Linked DNA regions of Mus musculus: regions 1, 3 and 4 are each linked to region 2. The links are chromatin loops, found by intact Hi-C in ENCODE. Cell type or tissue: left cerebral cortex. All regions are shown on one strand. Region 1 overlaps Slco3a1 (solute carrier organic anion transporter family, member 3a1). Region 2 has its middle 47 kb from the start of Gm30459. Region 3 overlaps Slco3a1 (solute carrier organic anion transporter family, member 3a1). Region 4 has its middle 71 kb from the start of 4930533N22Rik.

The links. Hi-C counts contacts between places; a loop is a spot of excess contacts. Peaks named below come from ENCODE experiments on the same cell type or tissue, not always from the same donor. Only the 100,000 strongest peaks of a DNase experiment are listed, where the experiment ranks them.
Region 1: a loop joins it to region 2, with 2.8 times the contacts of the local background. A loop is called at or near these places in 4 of 42 quality-filtered maps.
Region 3: a loop joins it to region 2, with 5 times the contacts of the local background. A loop is called at or near these places in 19 of 42 quality-filtered maps.
Region 4: it touches region 2 in a loop (3-fold over the local background); 5 of 42 quality-filtered maps call a loop at or near these places.

What each region holds. Positions count from the first base shown.
Region 1 is chr7:74,369,071-74,374,070 of GRCm38, reverse strand. The region is part of intron 2 of Slco3a1 (solute carrier organic anion transporter family, member 3a1); the gene reads left to right. Among named protein-coding and RNA genes, the nearest start is that of Slco3a1, 180 kb to the left of the region's middle. In left cerebral cortex, CTCF peaks have their summits at 2,684 (motif pointing left) and 4,208 (motif pointing left); DNase peaks (open chromatin) are centred at 2,682 and 4,252.
Region 2 is chr7:74,716,941-74,721,940 of GRCm38, reverse strand. No RefSeq gene overlaps it. Among named protein-coding and RNA genes, the nearest start is that of Gm30459, 47 kb to the left of the region's middle. In left cerebral cortex, no CTCF peak of the experiment used is centred here; a DNase peak (open chromatin) is centred at 2,424.
Region 3 is chr7:74,376,012-74,381,011 of GRCm38, reverse strand. The region is part of intron 2 of Slco3a1 (solute carrier organic anion transporter family, member 3a1); the gene reads left to right. Among named protein-coding and RNA genes, the nearest start is that of Slco3a1, 180 kb to the left of the region's middle. In left cerebral cortex, a CTCF peak has its summit at 1,952; DNase peaks (open chromatin) are centred at 3,211 and 4,181.
Region 4 is chr7:75,099,032-75,104,031 of GRCm38, reverse strand. No RefSeq gene overlaps it. Among named protein-coding and RNA genes, the nearest start is that of 4930533N22Rik, 71 kb to the right of the region's middle. In left cerebral cortex, no CTCF peak of the experiment used is centred here; DNase peaks (open chromatin) are centred at 1,953, 2,696 and 3,031.

The sequences.
Region 1 (5,000 bases), 350 kb after region 2:
TCTCTTTTTCTCCTTCTGTCTCTTCTTTGATTCTATATGAAGGATTCTTGGATCCTAGGGCTGAATGGGTTAACCCATGATAATCTGACCTTCAGATTCCTAACATGATTATACATGAAAAGATATCAGCTCCTTCAGCTGTATCCATTCATTCAACTCCTTCTCCCCACCCCCTGCTTGGGAGCCTCAGCTTCAAGGATTCCTGTATGAAACTCAAGCTTTGAAGGGGAGGTTTGGGAGGCTTCGAATTGAAGTCCTAGGCTAGGAAATGGGCCAGGGCAAGTGAGAGTGGTGAGCTTGGGTACGACAGTATGGCATTTATGTCTAAGAAAAATAAAATGTTGTCTGTGCCACTCTATGTGTGTGAGAGAGGTTGAAATAAGATCAACAAACCTAGAACATAATCAAGGCTCTTTGTTCCAGGTTTAACTGAATGTCTGGGAACCAAGTCACCCCTGGCTGAGAGCCATTGCTCTAGACTTTAAGAATTTCATTGTAGGCAACCTGTTGAACACCAAAGCTTTCTAGCCATTCTTCTTCTTAAAATCAAAAATAACAAGAGGCTGTGATTGCTGCCTGCCTGGACTTTGAGATGGGAGGCACCCACAAACCCACAGAGTCCTGTATGAGAGCCAGACAGTTTTGTACAACCAGCTCCCCGCTTCCTGTCTCCAAGCAGAGTCTGACGTGGTTTTTTAACGTAAGGAGGCTTGTATGGGAATTCCCACTCCTGTTATGTTCCCAGGTGGGCCCTGGAGACACCTGCCCACTGTCAAGGGAACATTGTGTGGTCCAAAGGTCTGCCAGGTGTCCTGTGCAGCCAACTTCCTGACCCATGGCCTCCCCTAGAACATGCCTGGTAGTGAGGCATTCAGTAGCCTTTGGACACTCTATTCACGTGTATCCAAAGTGTCTGGTCATCTGCCTTGTCGTAACTAGATCAAGCATCTAATTTTGGGTTGTGCAGAGAAACCCAGAGTTCTTGTTCCCCGTGATGGCATTTTGGCCATGTCTCCTGCCCATTCTTTTGAAGGCTGAACCTTCTGTCCCTTCACTTGGTGCATGCATGTCTTCTATAGCCCTCTCTCTCCTAAGTCCTTGTCCAGAGGATAAGCCATTGTGGCAATGGCCCTATCTCAGTGACATATGGCTTTTCATGTGAGATCAAGGGGCCCACTCCTTGCCCCAACTCTGTCAATGCATCAAAATTGCATTGGAGTTCGGGATAACTGCTTCTCTGACTGGGTTGTATTCCAAGACTGTTGTCTAATGAAACCCTCCCTACCTGGAAGCTCTAGTGCCCCATACTTTCACCAGCCTGTCCGCAAAAGGCCTGCATGTACACGGTGGGTACACCACAACTCTCCTGTCCATGGATTTAGCCGATTATTCATCCTAGATCTGTGCTCTGTCTTCAAGTGATCATGTTGGATAGATGTGTCTCATGGCATACATAGAGAAAGCAGGATAGGAGAGAGCTACCAGGCATGTCACAGAACCCCATTCTGCTTGGCCACCACCACCACCCCCACACACACACACACCTGCTTTGCCTGTTCAACATGCTTCAGCTAGCTCTTCTTTGACCCTATGCATCTTTCCTCTCCTAAGCGCTGAGCAAGCGGTTTGTCCAGTCTGTACTTGCCTCCCCACTCAATGTGTTTATGGCTTTCTGCCGCTCTAATCAGCCTCTGACCCTATCAGAAAACCACAGAGGAAATGAAGTCGGTCTGGCTTGACTTTCTCTTGCTGAACTCTGTCTACACCTGACAGCAACAGCTCCCTGCTCACAGAACACATAAATCCAGGGTTTAATAACCCATCCTAGGATTTCGCCAGGCTTCAAAAATCACCCAGTCTGTCATGTCAGCAAACAGCCTTGTCCTTCTTGGTGATAAATCAGGGTGAAATTAGCATTTCACACACGCCATGACTCTCTGCCACAGTTTTTCAAACAAAACGCCTGGCATCTCGGCACTGCTGTAGGTGGGGTTGGGAAGGTTCGAGATCACAGCTGCTCCCTACAGTTGGCTCACCTGGCTGTCACCTCTCCAGTCTGCTTCTTTCCATTGGGGCCTGGAGACATCAGCCCTGCTTCCTAGCCAGGAGGAATTTCTGCAGCTGCAGCTTAGCCCCTGTTGCTTATTAATGCTTCTGGGTGCAGAGTTGTTCTGATGGTGGGATTCCTGCCTCAGCACGGAGCTGGAGCAGTCTCACCCTGCAGTGTGCACTCAGCAGAATGTTGACCTCTGCCCCAGCTCCTGCTCCTGTTCCTGCCTGGCCTGGCATCTCCAGCCTACTTTTAGAGAATATACCCAGAATTTATAGATACACTAGGTCATTCTGAGCGTTGATTATGAATTATCAACACCCTGAGGGTTTTTAAAGAGGAGGGTTTGAGTTGCTAACTTTTCCAAAGGCTGATCTAGATAAGTGCTGACTGCAAGGTTAGAGCCGGTTGGGGTAAGGACCTCTCTTCCTGCCTTAGGCATTTGATGAAGACATTCACTAATAACTGCAGATATCCAAGCAGTTATTATAATAATAATCACCCAAGCCTTGGTGACCTCTAGGCTGCAGGCCACCTTCCTAGGAGCTGGTAACCCTCCAGCCTTGCCATGGAGAGCATGCTCCACATCAGAGAGGGGACAGTCTCTGTCATATGAAGGCTTCTGGTTCCCTCTAGTGACGACTTCAGATACCTGCTCTTTGCCACTATTCCCAAGGAGATGCTGAGGTGGATTAGATGGGCAAGCCTGTCCCAAGTGGAACCCCTGTTCAGTCTCCCTCGTGACATGGGGTCTCAACAACAGTTGGGCTGTGGTCAAAGCCTCATTTTCAGAGCCCTACAGAGAGACTGTTCCCTTAAGAACTTACTAGAAGAATGTCTGTGGGTCAAGCCATTCTGCCACCCTTTCCCCTTGCCTGCAGGCTGGTCCCCAAATGTTCCTGTGTCACAGTCTTCATGTATGTCTCGGTGCTATTGTGGGGATTAAACAGTATTCAAAGCCCTGACACCCAGAAAGCATTTACTGAGGATCAGTTTGGATGCTGAATTACTGCTGCCTGCTGAGGGTTAAACTGAGGTAGCCGTGGGCTTCTGCTCCCTACGGTGAAGACAGCCTCGGGTCACCCTGTCCCAACTGTGTGAACATGTAAGCATGAGAGTGACTGAATAAGGAGTACTTATCCGGTCTTCAGTTTTACCTGTAGGAGTCCTTCCCACTAGGGTGGAACCTGATCTCTGACACTGAGTTCTGCGGACTTCCAAGGACCTGAGCTGGCCCTTGCAGCAATATGAAGCTTGGTGGACTCCACCACAGTACTGTGTAGCATGCCATCTCCCAAAGACTATGGAGAAAACTCATGGCGGCGTCTTAAGTACATTGAAAATGCACAGAGAGACAGGCATCGGCAGATGGGACCACTCCAGCAGGTAACGCTCCTAGAGAAATTGCCACCTTGGGTGGGAAAGCCGCTTTTCTGGAGCTTAGGAAGTTCACCTAGGCTCTAAGACATATGACATATGACATTCTAAGACATAATACTATAAACTTAAATTATAGACATTTACTTATACAGTCCTGGTGGTTGAATTCCAACATGGAGGTATAGGCAAGGGTGGAGACTGAGTCCCCTTTCCTTGCCTTGCAGATGGTCCATGTATTCACACAATCTTTCTTTTATGCGTGTGGCCTTGGTGTCGTTCTGTGTGTCCAAATCTCCTCTTATATGCAAAGTAATCAGGATGGAGAACCCATCATCCGAACCTTGTTTAATTGCCCCTTTTAAGGGCTTGTCTCCAAATAGAGTCATATTTTGAGGTGTATTCAAGTGTGGAACCCAAGGGCTCTGGGAGAGGGCCATGACATGCTCTCACCTTTGTGGAGGAAAGTCATTTGACTCAATCTCCTCGACACAGGTTCATGGAGGCCAGTCATCTAAGGGGCATGTGGTCTTACTGTCATGAAAGGTAGGGGGAATGAGAGAAGTTTTTCTTTGCTGGGTTGGAAAACCTATGTAGACAGCAGTAACAGCTTAGCATTGACATACAGCTTATAGCCAACGCATCAATATGCAGATGTGGGCAGAAGCAGCCCAGCTTCTATCAAGATAAGCTTGGATCACTGCTTTGCTTCACTGACTACTGCTAAGACTACTTATTGGCCTTGCCACTAAATGGCCCACTTTAGGTCTTTCTGTCTCTCAGTTGCCCCCTTCTGGAGGCTGCGGGTATGGACAATGGGAAACCAAAGGGGACCTCAGTGCCTCTACAAACAAAAGCTCTGTGAAGGTGACTGAAGTCACACACAGGACTCCATGCCCTTCTTGTTTGTGTATTAGGATGGGCTTCCCTCGTATAGGACTTCATGGTTCCGTCCTCTGCCCCACCAGTGGCATCTTCTTGCATCACCAGGCAATGCATTGGCATCATTCCGGGTTTAAGGATAGCCCAAGGGCTCTAGGATAGAGACAGAGCATGTTCCGAGCGTTGTGAAGGAGAGTTCTTTGACTCAAGCTCTTTGGTACACGCATCACATCCAGGTACCCAGAGGCTGGCCAGTCAGCCAAGAGGCCTGTGATCTCACAAACATGAAAGCTGGAGGGAAGGAAAGAAGTCTCTCTCTGCTGGGTTGAAAAGCCAAGTAGTCAGAAGCAGCTACAACGTATAGCAGCAACGTATAGCAGCAGCAGATCCTCCCCACCCTGGAGAGCCCTGACCACATAGGATGACGTTCATTTGCTTGCATCGCTTTCCATAACGTGTGGCTTCCTACCTCCCCCACCTCACCACCGCTCCAGGCTCCCTGGCAATCAACTGGTATTTTAGCAAATAAGCATTGGCTCCTTGCCCAAGGCTAGTGGCCGGCTCTGTTGCTCTTATGGAAAAGATAATTTAGAAAAGATAATTTAAACAAGACCACCACCTAGGGTATCTGCCTTCCCTGTGTCTCTGATTGTTAAGATGTTCTCCAAATAAGAAATTTTGGTCTTGTATC
Region 2 (5,000 bases):
AAAATAGTTAAATATTCCTAGCTACAAGGAGCTTAGTTTATTTAATAAGTAGTTGCCTTCTGCATCTAGGGCTTTTAGCCAAAGAAATCCTGTTCAGTGAGCAGCAATGACTTACACCTGCCTTTTAAGAATAGAAATTCCCTTTACAGTTCCCTTTAAAATTATTCATTTAACATTACCAACTATTCCTATTTCAATAGCCTGCTGTTCATGGAATAATCACGGCTAACAATATTAAGAATGTAAAATCTACTAAGCAACAGAACAAGAGCTTAAGACTTTAATCATTCATATAGAAATCTTTTTAAGGAGGTAATAGATTCATCTCCATGGTTTAGATGAGGAAATTAGGGCTCACAGTCTATAAACACCCTAAGTTGTAAAGATACCGAGTAGAATTCACACACATTAACATGTAACTTCGGTGTTATCATCAATTATAATCATTCTAACCAGAATGGAGATTCTAAAAGGGCAGAAACATAGCCTTTTCCATCTCCTCAGCTTCAGCCTGCAGCAGCCATTCCATAATGACAAAAACCTATCGACTGCCAGGCACTGCATAGTCACCATACAACCTATTTACGTGTCACATTTTCAAACGAGGAAACTAAGCACAGAGAACCCGGGGAATGTTACTCCAGGTCACACTGGTGCAGAGGCTTCAGGGCTTCTCTGGTTTGATTCTGGGCAGTTACTTAAAACACTTTCAAGACCTAGAGGGCTTGCTACCCTAGCCCTGTGTTCTGAACGCATCAGATCTTTGTGGGGTCTGAGATTCTGCATTTACTTTAGATTTATTTTTTAAAGTATATGTATTATGTGAGGACCTGCATGCGAGTGCAGGTGCCTGCAGAAGTCAGAGGAGGACGTCGAACCCTCTGCAGCTGGCATTTCTGCCACCTGTGATCTACCCAATATCAGGGCCAGAATCTGAATTCAGGCCCTTGGCAAGAGTAATGTGCACACATAACCCCTGAGCCGTCTTATCTCTCCAGCTCAAAATTCCCAAGATTCTATATGACTAACAAGTGCTAGTCATATAGCCTGACTTTGAACATGAAAATCTCAACCAAAACTTTATATTCCTAGGAAATTAGGCTTTGACTGAAAGCTTGAAACTTCCTCATTGACTGGACAATTGGCATAATTCATCTTCATTGGTCACATTAATGAGAAATTTGCAATTCTGTGTCAGTACTCATTCAGCTTTTGGTCAGATCATTTAAAACAGGGACTCTGCTAACCTCTGCTGGAGAAAACCCTAGAAATTGAGAGAGGACTCCAGCTCAAGGCCCTAGGCCAGATCCAAGAAAGCAGCCTTCCCCGTGTCTTTAAATCTAACTAGATTTCCCATTCAGTTGAAAGGAAACTAAACTCCTCCCAGGACCTCGCAGGCTCTGTCTGTCTGTCCCTTGTCTGTCCCTCTCCCGCTCCTCCTGCTATCAGATCTTAGGTCACCACTGGTCTTCCAGCAGTGTGTAGAAAAGATAAGCCTTTTCCCTCTTCCTATTTGGTCCTCTGTTCTTTCTGCTTTCCCCATTCCCTTTCCTTCTCATTTTTGGCAGGCACTGAGCCCTTATTTTTCCGTTATATATTCTGTAGGTTCATTTACATCAATTTAGTCTGTAAAAGAAAATTTAAAAAAGTCTTTTTTCCCCCCAAGTCTTAAATGCTTTATTATTCTGGAGTCAGACAACAGACCAGAAAAAAAAAAATCCTGGTGTTCCATCTTACAAAATGAGCAGTTTACATTCTTAGTCAGAGAGAAGATAGTAGGGTGGTATCTACCTGATGGGCTACAACTCCTGTCTGTCTTATTTGACTACGGGATGACTAGCTCACTATGTACTGCTTATACATTAAGTTAGGTTACAGTTTGTGATATATGGAGAAACCCTCGGTCTGACTCCTCCCCCCTTCTTTCTGGGAAGACACACCTCCAAACGCTCAGGGTGGGAAACAAGGGAAGAGCGCCACTGAAGAGTAAACTCCAAAGCCCAAGGCGCTGTGCCAGGCAGCTCCCTCACACTGCACCGCTGACGCTCTCGCTTTGCGGCCCCTCTCTGAGTGTGTCCGGTGGCAGCAAGGCCTCTTTCAAGTCTGAGCCATACTCATTTATGACCCGTGTGTGACCATGCCCAGGTCTAACAATACTGACTCACGGCGCACAACACAAGACTCTACGGGGAAACAGCAGTGTGCAACTTACGACAAAACTGCTTTGGGTGCACCCCCCATCCTCTGGCTCCTGACATCTGTTCCCAGATGCAGGTGTCAGTTGGGGTTCCAAGCATGATATTCTATGAATGAATATAAATGCTGAACCGCCTCCGCATAGAACTCTTCAGCATTGACCATCCTGTTTAAAATTCCACACCCTCCCCCAAACTTGAGCACGCGCACCACCCGCTTGCTCTCTGTTTCCCACACAGTGCATACCACCATCTGGTGAACGCCATGCTTTACTGATTCAGGCTTTTACTGTACTTCCTCCTCCACCTTCCTTTCCAAGCGTAGTAAATTGTGCCCGTTTTGTTCATCGCTACACCTCCGGTATTTGGAACAGGACATGGCGCATAGTACGTGCTCACTAAATGGTCGTGCGTCATTAACTCCAAATTAAAGGTCTTGGCCAACAGCACACCCTCTTCCCATTCTTCACAGTTGTTCTTTAGCCAACAGTTGTCTTCCCCTGAGCCACTCTTCACCAAAGAAAAACTGACCAAAAGGGAGACTCCAGTGAGCCACAGTCTTTTCATTTTATCTTGCATCCCCAGCAGGTGGGGGAGATGGAAGACAAGACATCAGGGAAGACCTTTAACCCTCCTTGGGCAGCATTCCTAGCTGAGATGTAACGACCCTAGACCTTTATGAATGAATACTTCCTCTGGACTTCAGGCACTATACGTGGGACTATGTTAGACAAACTGAAAGCCATCTCTGCACAGGATTGCTAAGGAGCTCTGATCTGCTGTGCGTTCAGACAACTAGGGGTGCATGAGGGCTGTCTCGGCTCTGCATTCACAAACTTTCCAACATTTGTCTCAGAAATGTCTCCGGAAGACGAGGAGAGAAACGCCCTGTCAGCTTCCAGGGCTCGGCAGGCTCCATTTGGAGAGAAGACGGTATGTTTATTAATGAAGAAATGTTTAGTTTGGATATGTGGGAAGACAGCCAACTACCCACAGGGTTTTTAAGTCTAGCTGCCTTTAAGAGATTTATAGAAATGAAGTGACCTTTTCTCTGACAAATGGGTTGCTTCTACTTTGCAAACTTCCATCTCAACCACCTGCTCTGCATCTCTTGTCTTGATCATCTTTGTCCTTACAAGTGGGGAAGGGGGTCTGTAGTTTAAAGTTAAGTGTAACCAAGATTGGGAAATGCTAAATGTAGCAAAGCTGTTTTCTTTTTCAGCAGAGTATTTCATGAGGCCAGCCAGCACCAGGTACTCCTGGGGAAAGGGAGATGAGCTTGCATGCCTTAAAGGAGAGACTTTAGTCCTCAGACAGCTAAAGGCAAGTGCACCACGCTTTCATTAACATGGAAAGCACAAATGGCTGCAAACCAGTGAGCTCTCAGTACCAAAGCAAACCAGTGAGTCTCAGAACCAAAGCAAACCAGTGCACTCTCAGAGCTTTGCTTTTGTTTGTTTTATCATTTGTATTTTTTTTCCAAGAGAGCTAGCTCTTTCCTTTTCTTCTCATTCTTTCATATATATATATACAGTTTCACCTGTGCGACTTGGGTACACTAAGGCATAGAAAATACTCAGATGTTTCATCACCAAGGCTACCCATAGCAATGCACCACAACAAAGCTGCCTAAAACAAAGATGTCTTCCAGATCAGGAGGACAGAAATCTGAAGTCAAATTGTCAGCAGCTCAGTTTCCCCCCCCCCCCTGAGGACCATACAGGAAGGACCCATGCCAGTCCCCCTCAAAATCTCCCTCTCTCTCTCCCTCTCCCTCTCTCCCCCTTCCCCTCCCTCCCTCCTCCTCTCTCTCTCTCTCTCTCTCTCTCTCTCTCTCTCTTTCTCTCTCTCTCCAGTCTTTAGTTGTCTGATGTTCGGTCTAGGAATGAGAACAAGTACAATTTCCCCTTTGACGTTATTATGTCTGTTGGTATTTTCATTATTCAGTCTTATTTAGGCAGCCATAATGTTGAAGAACGATGAATATATCTTCCCTGTATAATATCTACTCTTACCTCAGACTTCTTGGTCCTCTGGCTCTTTCAGTCTTCCCACACTCTATTCCTTGATGTTCTTTGAGCTTTGGGTGCAGGATTTGTGTTGTAAATGTATCTATCCAATGGGGTTGGGTTCCCCAGGATCCATTGATCTCTGAATTATGACCAAATGTGGCTTTCTGTTATGGGCTCTGTCTGCTGAAAGGAGAAGCTTCTTTGAGGTGAATTGAGAGCTACAATACCACTCCTGGGCATGTGCCCTGAGGATTTGACAATCTACTTCACAGATACTATCTTAGCAATCTTCACTGCCATTCTGTTCACAATAGCTAGAAAACGGAAACAAGCTAATGCCCTTCAACAAATGAATGGATAATGGAAATATGATACATACCATTCATACAGTGAAATGCTATTCAACTATAAATGGAAAAGGAAATAACGAAAATTGTCAGGTAAATGCATAGAATGAGAAAAGCTGTTATTGAGTGAAGTAATCCCAATCCATTCAGACAGATGGTGTGTGTTCTCTCTCATCTGTGGTTCCTAGTTCTAAATCTTCAGATGCTAGTATACAACTTGTAGTAACCATGGAAACCAGAAAGGATCAGAGGACCATGGGGGCAGGTCATCTGGGTACAGGGTATCCAATATCAGGTGTCAGAGTACAGGTGATATGAAGTGGGAAGCAGAAAAAAAGGGTAGGGGACCTTTAATTGGATATGAGGGAGGGAGGCCAATACAGGAGGAAAGAGAGGAGGAGAGGGACGAATACCACTAAAGATATTTGATAAACCCTCAAGGGATC
Region 3 (5,000 bases), 340 kb after region 2:
GGTAGCCTGAATCTGATCCCCAGAACTGACATGGTAAAAGGAGAGAACTGAGTCACAATTTGTTTTCTGCTCTCTACATGCACATGGTAGTATGCACACATGCACACACACAGAAACGAATAAATAAATGTGATTGATGTTTTTTAAAGGAATCAAGACTAAGTACTTTTCCTAGTCTAATGTCTCTGCTGTAATAAAAGGAGATTTGGCTAAGGCTAAGTAACATGAATGCACAGCTGGCCTTTCCCATGCAGCCCTGCATCCAGAGTAATTTAGGGAGGTACTTTTTGCCCAAACCTCTTTATAGTTCCTTTTCTTTTTCTGTTACAGTGTCACTGAGATACAATTTATATGCCATAAAATTTGCTTGTTTTATATGTGTAATTCACAGAGTTGTGCAGCCATTGCTACAAATCAATATTAAAGCCCTTATAACACCCCTGTTATTTCTCTTTTAAAGTAGATAAAAAGTTATATGATCGCCTTGTTGGGCCTGGTGAGCTCACGACTGCTGAGTTTGAAATAAGGATGAGAGAGAGCATTGGAGTTCCAGCTATAAGTGAGTGCCAACAGAGCCGCTCCTTTCTCTGTCTCTCCTATGAGTCCCAGAGCCCAGGGAGTTTGATCCTCTCTGAACCCAACAGCCTCAACATGGCATGTGAGTTCCAGGCTGTTTTTCTTGAATCCTTGATGACAGAGCCATCGCTGTGTTCATACAGCACAAACAAGCCAAGCAGAGGACGTGGCCTTGTAGTGGTGGAGAAGAACCAAGAACAGTACTTTCCTGTCTCCTTGCTGTGTATGTCGGGGGTGGGGAGCAAAAGAAAGCATTACTGAGTAAAGACATTAATGGAATGTCAGGTGTCATCAACTGGATCATTAAATAAGGCTCATTAGTTGCCTGACTGCAAGTAGACCGTACTATACCTTTATAGACAGGCTTTCAAGTATCATAAGCATCAGTGTAGAATGCATTAATGCCTTCCTCAGCAGTCACTAGCCCTCCCTAGAATGGAATGCTTCCTGTCCAGCCAGCCTGCCTTCATAAAATACCAGAGAGTGAGCAGTTTCCTAACAACAGATATTAATTTTTATTTTATCATCATTTTATTAATTCTTTGACGATATTATATTTTGTCATATTCACCCACACACACTTCTTCCCTAACTCCTCCCAGATTTATCCTTCCTCCCTCTGTCCCAAAGTCCAGGGATTCTCATGTATGCTGGCCATCTACTCCTGAATGTAGAGCTCTCCACTGGAGCATGAGCAACCTATCATGAGCCACACCCTTAAGGGAAATGGATTTTCTTTCTCCCAGAAACCATCAACGTCCATAACTCCTTGCATAGGATCTGTGGCTCATGAATCCCTTCCCACTTCATACCCGGATGATGACTGCTTTGATCGTGTGAGGATCTTGTGCTAGAAAACATAGCTGCTGTGACCTCATGATCACAACAGGCCTGTCATGTCCGGAAGGTCACTGTCATGTCCAGAAGGTCACTCCAGCCTTCCCAGAACTTTGACACTTTCACTCTTTCTACCCCTTTTGTGATGGTCCCTGAGCCTTAGGGAGGGTGTGACATGTATGTTCTATTTATGGATGAGCAATACACTGGCAGTTATTCTTTGCACTTTGACCAGTTATGAGTTTCTGCAATAGCCACTACACACTGCACATAGAAATTTCTCTGATGGGGGTCTGAGAGCTGCGGTAATCTATGGGTTTTAGAGGCTGTTTGATGCTATGACCATTTAGCAAAATAACAGTAGTAGCTTCATCACTTTGACCTGTAAACTCCCAGCCATGGGTTCTTGGTCAGGTTTACATTACCAGGCATGTGTTTGCACCTGTGGAACAGGTCCTGAATCCAATTGCCAATTGGTTACCACCATATCATTCATTCCACCATTGCATTCCTGGAAGTGTCTTTCCCTAGTGGTCATATTGCAGTTCACATGGCCTTACCACTGGGTAATAATACTGATGACTTTCTCTGTAACAGCCTGCATAAGGTTTGCCAGTAATATAAAGCTAGCCAGCCAGGAAAATGCTTCCTGATCAGTACCATCTCAATGTCTCTCTATGATGCGACATATATGCATGGTATCATCTGCAGTAGGGTCTTACCACCAAGTTCTGGTGAGGAATTGGGAACAATGGCAATAGCCTGTACTATTTGGAGGGTCTCCAGGACACCTCTGACCAACAACTCAAGGACTGGTAACCTATACTTGCACTGAACTTTTATGTTCATTACAGAAACCATAGACTGCCAAACAGATATGTCATTTTATTTTTGTAGTTCCGGGGACTGGATATCCAGGATCAAAGCCTTAGTAAAGTATCCAGACAAGAGGCTACTTTTTGGCTCCTAGATGAACATCTTGCTGTATCCTAACAGGGCAGGCAAAGTGGGAAAACCTCCTAGGTATCGTATATAAGGTGACTAATTTCATTCTAAGGGTTCTGTCCATACGATCTAGTTGTCTCTAAACATCCTCATCTTGAGGGTTAAGGTTTCTCCCGGGGATTTCAGGAGAGCTGAAGCAGTCATGGCATGGTAACACTCTGGCCCTAACTATCCACCCCCAGGCTGCCTGCTAACAACACTGCTGTGCACGCTCAGATGGGTGAGTGTATTTGAGTTACAGATGTGGGAAGCTGATGTCTTCGGCTACAGTAGCATGATGCTGAAAGAAAAAAAAAAACAAAGCCCTCAGGGAGTTAGAATTAGACCTTTGCTGTTCAGCAAACTGGGTACCTATCACAAACCATGGGAATCCCAATCCGTCTCCCACCCAACCTTCAAATATGAATCTACTACTTACTGCTTACGGCGCTACTTACTCCATTCTGTTTTCCTGTTCAGAAAAAGGGAAGTGAGCTCCAAACCTAATTAAGATAGTGTTTAAGCCTTGGAACTAAACTCATTCACAAACCAATTGCACTGGGGCTCTGAGCCTTGTCTGGCCACCCCACGTTGTACGTGTGGTTCAAATTATGATCACTTATCATTAATTCTCTAGTTTAAGGACTGGAGAAGGCTTTTAAGAGTTGACTCCGCCGCTCCCCACGCTCGGTCGGATCACAAGGCTCCAGGCAGTTTGCAGTCAGCGCAGAGGCTCCATCCAGACTGAAGCATGTCTCAGAACACGCTCCTCTATAATTAACAGCTGCAGGCGCTTAGAATGTTCTGTCTGTGTGGCATCATCTGCCCTGTTCCTTGGCTGTCGGAGCTAGAAAGCTGGAGGATCCAGAGCCTCCTTTGAGTTCCCTATTCTCTGCCTTCCCCTCATTAGGGTTTGGACGTAGTGTATCTACACTTACTCGCCACGTCCCTCCTAACTGTGTAGCTGAGAAGACCCAGAACCTTCTGAGCCTCACCTGTCCCATCTGTATCGCACTGTATCTCCAACCTGCTTCGCATGGCAGTTCCTTGGAATCCAACCCTTACTTTAAGACTTATACTCAGAGTCAATCCTACTGGGTATTATTGAAACACAGTTATTGCAGAGGTCACAGATTACCGAGTCTATGCGCTGAATCAGGGGTTTTCCCTCAGGGACATTTCTACCCGCCTAGGGATAACGGGAAACCTCTGGGCAGTTTGGGTTATCAGGGCTTCAGGAAGAGAGTCCACCTAAGTACCTGAAATACCCAGGACAGCATCCTACCCAATCCAGGAATTACTTAGCTTTTGATAGCTGGGGCTCAGAGGTCCTGACCTAAGGAAACTAACCCAGATGTACATGCAGGTATTTTTGATGCAATGTGATAACAGTTTGAGAACTGGTGCATACAGAGGGCGGAGACTCTGTGGTTCTCAGTGAGGGGTCATCTCCCCTGTCCTTCGATCGATGCTGTACTGCAATATCTGAGGAAGAAGTCATTGGCACTCACAATTTTGTTTTGTGAGAGCAGTGTTATCCCATGCATACAGATCTGTCTAGTGATCCTGCAAGACCCAGTTCTCAGTTCCGATGCTTCCCCATCAACATCCACACCTAGATGAAAGGCTCCAGGTTAAAGGGACTCCAGGGTAGGAGCCCAGCCGGCTAGGGGAAGAGGCATCCCTCAACCATGAAAATTCCTTTGCGTTTGCCTTCGCTGCTGAGATCTGCTGGGGAAGTTATGAATGAGTCACTATGAATCATTGGGGAATGCCCTCCCCGGAGCGACTGTGCTGGAGAATCCACACAGAAATCTGTCGTGTCTTTTCCTGCCTCTCTCCCCAAAGACTGCAAATAAAGCCAGAAGTCGTTAACGTGACTAGAGCTATAACTTTATACTGTTAAAGTAAGAAAAGTAAAGAATGCTAAAAGCAGCCAAATAGGGTGGATTCTTGCTCAGATTCAAGAAGGGCAGAGTACAGTGAAGACTCAAGACATTGTGCTGTGTGGGCATGAGGCTCATTCAGAGCCAGCTGCTCTCCAAGCGTGTCATCCTCTGCCCCCAGCGAGGTGAAGGCAGAGTGGAAAGATCACATGGCCTTTGATTCACAAAACCAGAATTATCACACCACTGGCTTTCCTTGGCTTAGTGGTCTGCAAAGGGAGTTTTGGTGGTAACTCCCACCACTGTTTCGGGATACAGTAAGTTAAGGCCATGAAAGCTAAGCAACCATTCAGAATTAACATTAGGTGTCAGGGCATGAGAGCATCAGTGTGTCTTTCCTGTAAACAGGGCATCCTGCAGTATTTACAGCTGAAATGATGTCTGGGATGGGCACCAATATTCCACAGGATAAGAGGAGCAGGGGAAAGTGATAGGACAGTGAGCACCCATTGATGTTGGCTATGGATAGGGATGGGTATCTAGACATTCACTATGTAGTCTGTGCTGATTAGGGTTAGGGTCCCTCCCAGTCTGCCCACACATGGAGCTCTGCTCTCTGAGAACTCACCTCCCTACTCAGAGAGGGCCAACACAGAAATCTGGGAGTTAGGCATCCAACACTTCTAAACCATTTTCTGGGAACTGGCTAAGAACTGT
Region 4 (5,000 bases), 380 kb before region 2:
CACCAGAGATTCTAGAAATACAGAGAGAAAGTGTTCAGAGATCCTGAATCTTCCAAGAGGCTGAATAAAAAGATCCAATCCTGGGCCTGAAACAACACTGTGCCTACCAACAGGTCAGAGGTACAGAAGTTGAGCCTGGAGGCAGGAAGACTTTCAGGTACATGAAAACCATCAGAGTACACAATGCCTGGAAAAGACATGGGTCAGAAATGGACCCTAAGCTATCTATGACTGAGCATTCCGGGCTGGTGCTCCTACTCCCTTCTGTGAATGTATTGGCTCCATCCTTTGTGTCACCTGCATTCTTCTTGGCCTTGCCTCTGTTTATATGGTGGCTGCTATGGCTACCAGCCACATAAGTCCTTTTTCACACACACACACACACACACACACACACACACACACACACACACACACACACACAAGAACAGGCCAATGAATGCTCACATATAAAAATGGAGGAAAGCCTTATGTATAAGACTGAGTGGAACAACGGGGGCCAAAAGAAAGCCAGGACATACATGCCTTCGTCTTATCTCAGACAGAGCATCTAGTGCCAGGGCTCATGATGATGTGGTCTATCTAGAACAAGGCCACATCGATAACACCAGTGCAGGCTGATACTGGCTTTCTTTCCCAGCCTTTGTATCCTCCATATACCGTAATCATCTTCCCAGAGGATAAAAATTCACTTCAGGCTCTACTCTGGGTAACACTGGCTAGAAAAACAAGAGACTAAGATGAGGAGAGGTCCTTGGAGGGTGTCTTTAATGAGCCACTGCCGAGAGCAGAGAGTGAGCAAATGGGACTAACGATGTAAGACCGGCACTTCCTCCGTGGAGGGCGGTCTCATGCTCCAGGAATCATCCTGCTCTGTAGACAGAATGTTATTACCTCTCAAGTCTCTCCCACGTCTGCAGGTCAGCTTCCACATTACTTATTTATATTTGATGAAGTGTGCATGTGTGTGTGTGTGTGAGTGTGTGTATGTGTGTGAGAGAGAGAATATATGTGTGTGCGTGAATGTGTGTGTGTGAACGTGTGTATGTGTGTGTGTGTGTGAGAGAGAGAATATATGTGTGTGCGTGAATGTGTGTGTGTGTGTGTGAACGTGTGTATGTGTGTGTGTGTGTGTGAGAGAGAGAATATATGTGTGTGCGTGAATGTGTGTGTGTGTGTGTGTGTGTGTGTGTGTGTGTGTGTGTGTGTGTGAGTGTGTGGGTTTGTGCGTGCGCACGTGCAGGCATTAGGCATGCTCATGCTGAGACACGTATATGTGATGGTCAGGAGACAGCTCTGGAGTCATCATCGTCTCCCACCACACAAGCTCTCAGGACTGGACTCAGGTGGTTCTGCTTGGCATCGGTTGCCTTTCCCACTGAGCCATCTCACTCTGTCTCCTCTTGTCTTTTTTAAAAAAATTAATTTAATTTAAATTTTATTTTATTTATTCACTGTCCCCTCCTGGTCACCCTCTTCCATAGTTGTTTTCCCACCCCCCTTCTTCTCTAAGTGGGTGGGGGGCTCCCTGGGGATCCCCCTCACCCTGGCACTTCAAGTCTCTGCAACACTAGGCACTTTCTCTCCCACTGAGGCCAGACAAGGCAGCCAGGTTAGTAAAATTTATCCAACATACAGGTGCAGACACGGGGAGTGGGGTGGCGGGGGCTGGGGGCTGGGGGCTGGGGGAGAGGAGAAGGAGCAGAGACTGAGGGAACAGCCAACCAATAGTCGATTGGCCCAACTTGAGACCCATCTCATGGGCAAGTACCAGTCCCTAACACTATTAATGATAAATCTGTTACGCTTGCAGACAGGGGCATGCTGTCCTCTGAGAGGCTCCGCACAGCAGCTGACTCAGACAGATACAGACATCCACAGCCAAGCAGATGGAGCCTGGGGACTCTTATGGAAGAATAGGAGGAAGGATTGCAGATCTGGAATCAGATAGGAACTGCACAGGAAGACAAATTGGGTCAACTAAGCTGGACCCCTGAGACTCTCCGAGTCTGAACCACCAACCAAAGAACATACACAGCTGGACCTAGGCGTCCCCATTCATATGTAGCAGATGTGCCGCTTGGTCTTCATGTGGGTCCTGAACAGCTGGAGTGGGGGCTTTCCCAAAAGCTGTTGCCTGCACATGGGATATGCTTTCCTCTTGCCTTAAAACAAGGTCTCAGCTCTGGTACAGTCTCCTGTCCCCAAAGGTGGATCCAACCATGCTTGCTTCCCCAAAACCATCTCCCAGAGGACTCTCTTCTAACTTACGTGTGGCCTAACCACACATTCAGGGGGATTCTTATCTCCTATTGAAATTCAGCTTCTGGTCAAATAATGGGAACCCGGATCGGGTCGTAGAATGAAGCTCTTTTGATTCCAGGGAATTCAATTACTGGGTTGAAAGCATTAATTACTTGCCTTAAAAACCAACCTGATTCTCTAAGAATAATTATTACTGCAAGGAAAGAAAAAAACAATCAGGAGAGTGCACATCTTTAAGGCCATGTTCAATTTCCAGCTTCTTCTTCATCGTGGAGGATTGTATGAATCCTTCATTCCCTGCCCACAGGAAGTTTTCAGCTGCAAGCCACCTGCCACCCATTTATGGTTGAATACTCATTAGACATAGTGGCAAAACCCACAACATGTGAGGGTTCACACAACTTTTGTGTCTCTTATTTTAAGCCCACTTGAAGGATATAAGTCATTATTGAAGTTGTTGCTGGAGTGAAGCTTGTGCCTATGTTTGTGGTATGGTGTGTGTATGTGTATGTGTGTGTGAGAGAGATACATGTGTCTATGACGTGTAATGTGGTGTATGTGTGTGTGTGTGTGTGTGTGTGTGTGTGTGTGTGTGTGGTGTATAGCATAGTGAATTTTAGGGTTACTATGATTACATCACATAACCCCCTTGCCACTTGAACAGCTTATAAAGGCCACAACAGGGGGAGGGGCTTGGCAAGTCATATAAATGAAATCAGAGGGGGTTACAAATTCCCAATTTGGAAAACTGTATTTCCTTAAATACCTCTACCATCTGGGCACATTCTCTGGGAAGATGCTGTACTCCAGATGCGATTTTGTCCAACAAAGCAGAGTTATCTTTAGTCAAGTAAGATTAAAGGGGCTGTGACTGAATGGAACTATTCTAAAGAAAGCCAGGACCTGCTCTGAAGTGATGTTGCATTCAGTGGACGCGGTGGGGGCCTCCGGCTACAGAAACAGGACATCTCTTCAGTGGGAGCTCTCCTTGCTGAAGTAGGGCAGGTGAGCAGACAGAGGGAAGGTTCTCTTTATCAGCATCTCTTACTCCTGGAAGGCTGAGCCTGTCCCATCCCCTCCAGGCCACTTGGGCCCCATTCAGGCCACAGGCTTCCCCTCTCCCAAGAGATTGAGGGCCACTATATCTATTCTTATTATTTTTTCTTTTTTTATACTCTCCTTTCTTTTCAACTCCAGCCTAGAACAATAGAAACCTTCCAAAGAAAAGAACTAACTGAAAAATCTGGCCTTTATACCACAAAGTCTAAATAATTTATTAATTATGCTGCTTGTAGGTTTATTATTATTTTAACTCACTATCCCCACCTCCCTTTCTATTGCTCTTGTCTCCTCAACTGATCCCTTTTCTTCTATTTTTCTCCTTAATAAAAGTTTAATTGGAGAACAATATCCATGCAGAAAAGTTTACAGGTTCCATGTGCACTTTTTTGTTGACCTTTTGTTACTCTGCACCCCCAGAACTCAAAGACACTCAGCCACTCTCCCTGGGATCCTGTCCCCTCCTACCACAGTAGCTGCCATACCCCTCAGATCTGCCATGCCTGCTTTTGAAGCTTACATGTATGCACTTCTCCCGTATGTTCTGTGTGTTCATTTGCGTGTCTGGGTCTGTGGTTTCACTATTCTGTATTGTCTTCCCTTGGGTGAATTTGCCTCGCTTAATTCACTGGGTTTTGTCATTTGTTGTTTTGTCTCGTCAAGATTCCCTCTTCAGATTAAAGGATAATTTCTTTCCTCTGCTCTGCTGGCTGAGAACTGCATTGCCCAGTGTCCCACATGTCTGCTGGGGCAGGCACATCCAACACTGCAGACACTGCAAACAGGACAGCCAGCCTGTGTACTCAGCCAGGCTCAGAACTCCTTGTAGAATAGGCACAGACCATATGACTGTACTCTAACCCAACAATTCCCATTTCTGCCCAATTCTGTCTCCTTTCTCTCTGTGGTGACGAACCTGAGAACTCTTTAAAACACGCTGCAGCCTCTAAGGAGATAGGAACGTCACAGGAAGTCCTACAGAGTCAACTAACCTGGATCCTTGGGGCTCTCAGAGACTGAACCATTAACCAAAGAACATACCTGAGCAGGAGTTAGGCCTCCTTGCACATAGGTAGCAGATGTGCAGCTTGGTCTTCGTGTGGGTCCCGAACAACTGGAGCAGAGGCTATCCCAAAATCTGTTGCCTATATGTGGGACATGTTCTTCTAGCTGGGCTGCTTTTTCTGGCCTCATTGGGAGAGGATACACCTAGCCTCTTGGAGACTTGATGTGCCAGGATGGGCATAACCAAGGGGGACCCACCTGCTCAGTGGAGAAGGGGGGATGGAGAAGGAATTATGGGGTGGGTGACTGGGAGGGGTGCAGTAAAATGAATAAGTAAAAAAAAAAATAACATACTTCAAACTACTGCAGCTTCCTGCATAGCAAAGGAGTCTGGTCATTTTCACCTTTTGTCTTCTAGTATTGTCGCCATGGATACTCTTATAGTCCTGTTAAGTGTGAGTCTTATACCTCAGTGGGGTCTATAGTTCTAGCGGAACTGTTGGAATTCAGAATTAGTAGAGGCTAAAGTTTGCCAGGCATTACCAAATATGTTTCTGGAGTAGTTGTAGCAATTGTTATCTTACCAGCAGTGTAGTTGCCTAATGTCCTCAGCAAGGCTTGGCATTGCTCCTCTATTAAATTAACTATTGTATCAGATGTTATGCTTTACA